Linked DNA regions of Homo sapiens: regions 1 and 2 are each linked to region 3. A link is a loop called in an ENCODE intact Hi-C map of the cell type or tissue named here. Cell type or tissue: mammary epithelial cell. All regions are shown on one strand.

Region 1 (2,500 bases), 170 kb before region 3:
TTCACATGTATTTTCTCTGCATTAATCTTGTGAGATAGAACGTTTTAATCTCCAATGTTTACAGATAAAGGAACTAAAGCCATTCAGTTCATAAGTAAGAGATGCGGGATTCCAACCCAAGCCTGACCACAAAACCTGTGCCTTGTTGCTACACACACCTGATGCATTACGCACAGTAAGTGTTCAGCACATCCAGAAGAAAAAGTCCCCGGGACTCCAGAGCGTTGCCATTGGAAAGGCTTCAGAGATGATCAAAGTCTTGTCCAGGTATTTCTACCAGGAAAGTGGAGTACTTTTCGGAAGATCACACTTTTGCTAAATCTACTAGGTGAAGATTTAGTAAAATACAGAGGAGGGGAAATTCTTATGTAAATATTTGGGTGGCTGTCTGGGAGAATGAAAAAAAATTCTTAAAAAACGAATACTCCCTGTGTTAGCTTGGAGGTTTTGACTGAATGCCCCATGGACTGTTGTTGCTCTACAAAGCGCAGGTGCATAGTCAGTCAACAACGTGGACTCCTCAGCCATCAGGGAAGACAGCTGTGTGCTAGTCAGACTCACATCTGGAAGGTGGTACCAACCATGACCGTGCTGGTGGGAGCTGTCCCCAGCACTTTTAACAGGCTTTATTTCTGTTTGAGCCTCTGGGTACATGAGGATGTGGGAGGAGTCGAAGGAGGGAGTGCCAGGCTTTCCAAGGATCTTTGTGTGTGGCATTAGGTATGCACACCTGGCTGAATGCATCTTTGGCCACAATGACCCCATCGTGCTCATGGAGACCTTGCATGGATTGCTTTGAAGGCCTGCTTCCCCCAGCCTCTCCCCTTCTCATCCATTCCCATGCAAATCTCCTGTTTCAGACACTTCTAGGATTTCCCATAGCTTTCAAGATAAAATCCACATTTCTTAGCAGGTTTGTGAAGGTTGTTGGTTTTCCAGCTCAAGATCCCTCCTTTAGGTCCACCCTCCCCAACTTAAGACCACGGAATTGAGTTGATCCTATTTCTTCATTCAGGTCACACTATCATCCTCCTTTTATGCATGTGCCCTTTTCTATCTTCATTTTACTTCATGTTCTCCTCCCTCCCCATTCCCACTCCCATTTCCCTCCTTGCTCTTATGATAGGCCCCTATTCCAATGTATTAATTTACAACCTTCCAAACCATCTTATATATTCAAGGCTGCCATGTTGCATACCCTCAAGGGGCACCATTCATGTTGTATTCTGGCATCTTTCCCCAGAGGGCACCATTTGCATGGAAAACTGTGTGAATGGTAACCCTGAGGCTGAGCAATGTGCCAGCACAGTTCATATGGTTGTGTATGTATATGTATCCTTGACAGTAGACTGAAACTGTCTGTATGCTTGTGTTTAATATATATGACTTTATTGAGCTATAAAATTTATTATGTTTCTTTCTTTTTCACATGACATTATGTTTGTGCAAGCATTCTGCATTGGTATATGCAAATTTAGACCATTATTTTTTTACCTGCATGGTATTCTGTCTCTTTCTGTATTTCCTTAGTGAGTGATATCTAGGTCGTCACCAATTCCTTGCTATCTCAAACAAGGTGTCGATTAACACAGATAGAAATCGGTGGACATATGTGAGTGCTGAACTGCAGGATTGCTCTGCCAAATTGCTATACCCGGTTAGGCTCTTACTAGGAGTGAAGATTTCCATATTCCCCACAAGCACTTGATATTGATCAACCTTCTACTATTTGCAAATCTGTTTTAATTTGCATTTCTTTAAAATCTAGTAAAGTTAAGCTTCATCTGCTTATTATTCTTTAGGTCCCCCTTTTGTTAATTGCCTATGTTGTTATTGACCATTTTTCCTTTGGTTTCACTTTTCTGGCAGATTTTCAGAAGTTCCTTACATATTCTGAACATTACTTTCTTTTAACCTTAGAGCTAGTGTGAATATCTTCTATCTGTCCTCCATCTCTAACTGTGTCCCTGGTATCTGTTGTTGAAAATGTCTTTACTTTTAATGTAGTCAAATTTAGCATCCACCTCCCCTGTGGCTTGTGGTTTGGGGTTCTTGTTTAAGTAATGAAGTCACAAAAATATGGTTCTATATATTTTCTTCTACTAGCCTCATACTTTCTCTCTCTCTCTCTCTCTCTCTTTAGTTCTTTCTTCCTCTATCCCTCCTTTCTTCCTTCCCCCTTATTTCTTCTTCACAGATAAAGTGAAATACTTCTGTGGAAATAATCTTTATCTTATCAAGTTTTACCCTAAAGAATAGTTTAAATCCTGATTATCCTGAAATGTAGACTAAATTTTTGTATTTTTGGTAAAGACAGGGTTTTGCCATGTTGGCCAGGCTGGTCTCGAACTCCTGGCCTCAAGGGATCTGCCCGTTTTGGACTCTTACAGTGCTGGGATTACAAGCAAGAGCCACTGTGCCCAGCCTAACTTTCTTTTTCTTTTTTTCTTTTTTTGACAGTCTTGCTCTGTTGCCCAGGCTGGAGTGCAGTGGCATGATC
Region 2 (2,500 bases), 200 kb after region 3:
TCTCTACTAAAAAATACAAAAAAAATTATCCAGGTGTGGTGGTGTACCTGTAATCCCAGCTACTCCGGGGACTGAGGTGGGAGAATCACCTGAGCCCAGGAGGTTGAGGCTGCAGTGAGCTGAGATTGTGCCACTGTACTCCAGCCTGGGCAACCAGAGTGAGACCCTATCAAGGAGGGAAGGAGGAAAGGAAGGAAGGGAGTGAGGGAGGGAGGGAAAATGTCCATCATTACTTTTATAAAATTCTCAAGCACACATCTTTTTAATGCTCTGTGACAAAATGAGAAGTACACAGAACTTGTGCTGCATACCAAAGTATGATGTTTGTCTCAAAAACTACTTGTGTGATTAAGTTGTGAGTTGAACTAGCTACTATTTTCATTGGACACCATTTTTATTGTATATGGTCATTCGGTTTTGGGTATTTAGAATACTTTTTTTTTGGAAATGAATGAAGTGAACCTGTCACTTTAAGGAAAATGACTGACATTTGTTGCCAATGATAAAATCTGAGCTTTCAAGCAAAAATTGGAATTTTTAGAAAACTTGTCTCTGCTACTTTGACCTTGAGATCTTCCTAAAACTTAAAAAATGTTGTTGATGAGATAGGGAGTATTAATAATAGTGATATTTTGATGCTCTATAATGAAATGTGTCAATATATAGAAGATCTGCATAACTCAGTGAACCAATATTTTGTAACTAAACAATGCAAGGTATTTCAAAATCATGTAAGGGTAAAAGATCCATCCTAAGTGCCAAGATATAAAGAGTACAAAACATTCATTGATATGGTTTCAGATTCCACATTGCAACTCACCTTTAAGAAACTTCTACGTGTCAAGTTTTGAAGTGGTATCAAAAAAGAATACAATTATTTGAAAAGTCTATTAAAATATGCCTCCCTTTTCCAACTACTTATCTGTGGGAGGTTGGATTTCCTTCATATACTTGAATCACAAGACGTATCTAAATAGACTGAATGGAAAAACATATATGAGAATCCAGTTGAAAATTATTAAGCCAGACATTAGATTTGCAAAAATGTAAGATAATACTCTGCCTGGTAATTTTTTGTTACTGTTTTAGAAAATAGTTATTTTTCATTAAAATACTATTCATTATTTATGTTAACATGTAGCGGGTTTATTACATTTAAGAAATCTATTAGTTTTAATTTCAAATACAGTAAATATTGATAAATACAGCCTACATAAGCAAAAGTTCTTTGGAGTCCTCAATGATTTTTTTAAGAGTGTAAAAGGGTCCCTAGACCAAAACGTTGCTGTGGAAATAAAGTAAGTTATAATGCCACCTGCTGGCAAAGCCTGAAATCATTGCTGCTCCTGAAAGCAGCAGCTACCAAACTGTTTCCTCACGTATATCCAGATAGGTCTCAAAGAATGCTCTTCTTTGAGACTCAGCCAGGGGAAGGCAGCTGGGGTGAGTGGGGGAGATTTTGAGACAGAGTTCTCTTACTGAGTAGTAGTAATAATCCTCCCCAGTAGCCTGTCTTAACTTAAACCACAGGTTACTGAAGTTGGCACCTGTAGTATAAGAGATTTACTTCTGTTTTCTTCATTTGACTCCTTGAGCTGTGTCTCTTCACAGCTTGTTAACTCCACTTTTTCTTCTTCAGAAATATCTGTCACTATAAGATGTTTTATTCCCTTATAGGGGAAACGTCTAGCTGGGCTCATTGAAGTTTAGGCATTGGTCCTAAAGAAATATGTGGGCATCATGATTCCAGGCAGTTGAATGCTCTTGGGATTTTATTCAGCCTTTAAGTTGCCTCTGTGGGCTCACTAAAATGGAGAGAAAAGAATAGTTCGGGGGAGAGGTTTTTTCTTACTCTGACCATGTCTGTCTAACAGTTCCTTGTTTGAAATCATCCAATAGAAAACTGAAGCCATTTGAAGCTTCTCCCCACCCCACCCCATGCTTCATTTTCCTTTTGGCATTGCTCATAATACTGATTCAAACTTCACACTTCCCTCCTTTTGTTTGTAGATTTTAAATGGAGGGACTCCAGACATTCCTTCCAGTGGCCTACTATCAGGCCAGGCTCAGGAGAACCCAGGTTATCCATATTCTGATAGTTCTTCTATTCTTGGTAAGTGGCATCATTATTCGTTTCCATTGCAATGAGCTTGCAAAACATCTTACATAAAGTCAATTTTAAGAACTGAACTGTGTGAAACAAGCTAATCCTAGATAAATTTGATAGGAACAGAATAAAAGTTTAAAATTTGTTTAAATCTCTAAAAAGTTGACCAGTATTTGAGTTTTGGTGGAGGTCCAAGTTTGTGCCTGGAACTCAAGAGGAGGCTACAGCTACCTAGACATAGGCTTTCTCCCATGTGGGGCATAATCTCTTCAGAGAGAGAAGGCTAATGAAGGTTCAGAGATAATGCCTAGAAGGGTGATTAGTAAGCATATCAGAAGGTATTAAAAGTCATTAAGTGAAAAGAGTTTGCTTTTCCCATCACATCCATCTTTT
Region 3 (2,500 bases):
TTCTTTTACCTTCAGCCATTCATAACGTCTTCTACTCCCCCCAAGTCAGCAGAGCAAAAATCTCTTCCCCTGGACTTGCTGTTCTTAGACTATATATATATGTGTGTGTGTGTGTGTGTGTGTGCGCGTGCGTGCGTGTGTGTGTGTTGTGGGAGGGAGGTGGTTGATCACATGGTTTGAAGACTGCAATACAATTGTAAATACAAATATTTATAATTTAGTGTTTTGTTCTTGTAACAACAGTATATGATAGAGCAAAATTGAAAACTAACTGAGAACGCACTGGAAAATCGGTAAATAAGAATATAACTTGCAGGAACAGTATTCAGGTATTAAAATAAATTAAAAGTACCTGGTAACAACTACAGTGATTGCCTTTGAGTGGGGATCCTTCTACTCTGCCTACATATTTATTTTTTTGAAAATAATAAGTACATAGTTCTTTTATATTTTTAAAAGTATTTTTAAATATAAGATTACTTAAAAGAACATAATTCAATACACATTTTTCAGTGTTTGCCATGTTCTATGGTCTCTGCCAAGGAAATCATAGACTAACAAAACTGTATCACTTACATTTTGTAAAGGATGATACCAATGATTTTCAAAAAGCCCATTATAGAAGTTAAGAAAAACATTGTCAGGATTCAAATAGAAAAATGAGCCAAAGATATAATCATAAATTCATTTAAAAAATAAAAATGTTGAAGTCCACAGGTAGGAAATCTTCAGTAAGCAAAAAATTCTAGCTAAAGCAACTTAGACATACCGTTTTTTATCTCTAAATTATTGAAAATGTCAAGCAGTGATAAATAACACTTAATGCTGTGGAGATTCAGTGAGGCTGGTTCCCCCAAAGACTGCAGGTGGCAGTGTAAACTAGAACAAATGTTTACATTTCAGGACGTCTTCAGAGTTCCACAAATATTTATTGAATGTCCATTCATTCTTTCGTGGTGGAATGGAATTCACACTCAGCCCAATCCACCATTAATTTAGAGGTAACCTGATTGCCAGTTAGCTGCAAGTTGATTTTCTGTATTCCGTAATGCTTCTAGTCATACACTTCATACTGTTTTCAAATGATGCAATTTGAAATGATGTCAGGAAAATTCAGCATCTTTCATTTCCTCTACTTATCAGCAAATCTATGACAGGTATAGAGGTGGTCAGAAACCTGCCAAAAATGCTCCACCATTATCTGGGGGACCAGGCATGTACATGGTGATGAAAGTTGTCAATTAAACATTGCCCAATATCCTTCTCTGGAATTCTTGCCTAACAGGAAACCCCCAGTTTCTGCAAAGAAATTAAAAGTAGCGACAGAGGCATCTTTCAGCCAAAACATTTAAGAAAGTCATTTATGGAATTCTCACTACCCTCTTGGAAGTCAAAATGAAAGACGATGTATTTTATACATAACTTTGTAAAGTCTGCCCTCTATCATTCCTCATAGTAAATGCAGCCAGTATCCACAGATTTATTCTGTTTCAGATGAGATGAGATCCTAAATATTTTTATCTACAATTTACTGAGCACCTTCAATATGCCAGGCAACTAGTAGATGTATAAATGTTTGATCCCAGGTTGACACTTACTACAGCTCCACAAGGCAATAAAGTGCCCTTATTCCTATTTCACATCTAAGGACACATGCTCAGGGAGGCTAAGTAACTATGTCGAGGACACACAGCTGATAAGTCAAAGCTCCTGGATTGTAACCTGGTCTGTCCAGTGATAAAGCTCATATAGTCTTTATTCCATGTCACATTGGCTCCAATTTGCTTCTATTCTGACACTTTAAAATGTAGATATAGCCATATATTTATTGACACTCATTATCATTTCAGAAAGCCACAGAGACACCTAGTCAAACATAAAGTTTGTCAGAACACATATGAAAGAAAAGACAACCATTCAAATGCTAACTCAAGGAAGCCTTCAGACTTTGTAAACGTGCTTTTTGTTGCATATAATTCTTCCTAGTTAAATGGGCTTTCAGGCCACAGCAGCTCAGTGATCTCGGTAAGATGCATCTCCAAGCTGTGCCATTTCTGGATATCGTCTGGCTTCATGGGGTATGAATGTTTAAACACTGGCTACTGGTATTGCCGTACGAACTCAGCAGAGCTCTGTTGAAATCTTCAGCTGAACCACTTAAACCAAGTAAACAACTCACCTCCAGGCAGTGTGTTCCCAGCACCTATCAGATTGTCAGAGAACTGGAAGGAGTCTGACAGAACAATTTCCAGGGTCATTGGTCTACATATGAGGCAGGGGTCTAATCGTTTGACTGATGTGCTCATGCTACTGGGTAACCAGTGGGTTCCCTACATGAGTCACTTCCAAACACCCTCGGCTGCCAAAGGAGAGCAGGTTTAGTCTCCTCAAAATGGAAGACGTGAAAGAAGGGCAAGGGCAGCTTCTACAAGATTCAGGAATGCTGAGGTTCCCACGTGGCGTCAGTTCAAATGGCAGGGGCGTGGGTTATATGTGTCTT

The links. Hi-C counts contacts between places; a loop is a spot of excess contacts. Peaks named below come from ENCODE experiments on the same cell type or tissue, not always from the same donor. Only the 100,000 strongest peaks of a DNase experiment are listed, where the experiment ranks them.
Region 1: a loop joins it to region 3, with 7 times the contacts of the local background. A loop is called at or near these places in 4 of 110 quality-filtered maps.
Region 2: a loop joins it to region 3, with 27 times the contacts of the local background. A loop is called at or near these places in 8 of 110 quality-filtered maps.

The regions. Positions count from the first base shown.
Region 1 is chr11:13,015,337-13,017,836 of GRCh38, forward strand. No RefSeq gene overlaps it. Among named protein-coding and RNA genes, the nearest start is that of RASSF10, 7.3 kb to the left of the region's middle. In mammary epithelial cell, a CTCF peak has its summit at 1,250 (motif pointing right); no DNase peak of the experiment used is centred here.
Region 2 is chr11:13,383,679-13,386,178 of GRCh38, forward strand. BMAL1 (basic helix-loop-helix ARNT like 1) reads left to right here. Exons shown (of 20, transcript NM_001297719.2): 19 at 2,011-2,113. Among named protein-coding and RNA genes, the nearest start is that of BTBD10, 78 kb to the right of the region's middle. In mammary epithelial cell, a CTCF peak has its summit at 1,324 (motif pointing left); no DNase peak of the experiment used is centred here.
Region 3 is chr11:13,182,332-13,184,831 of GRCh38, forward strand. No RefSeq gene overlaps it. Among named protein-coding and RNA genes, the nearest start is that of BMAL1, 94 kb to the right of the region's middle. In mammary epithelial cell, CTCF peaks have their summits at 858 (motif pointing right) and 1,434; a DNase peak (open chromatin) is centred at 1,140; H3K4me3 peaks cover 183 bases; H3K27ac peaks cover 622 bases.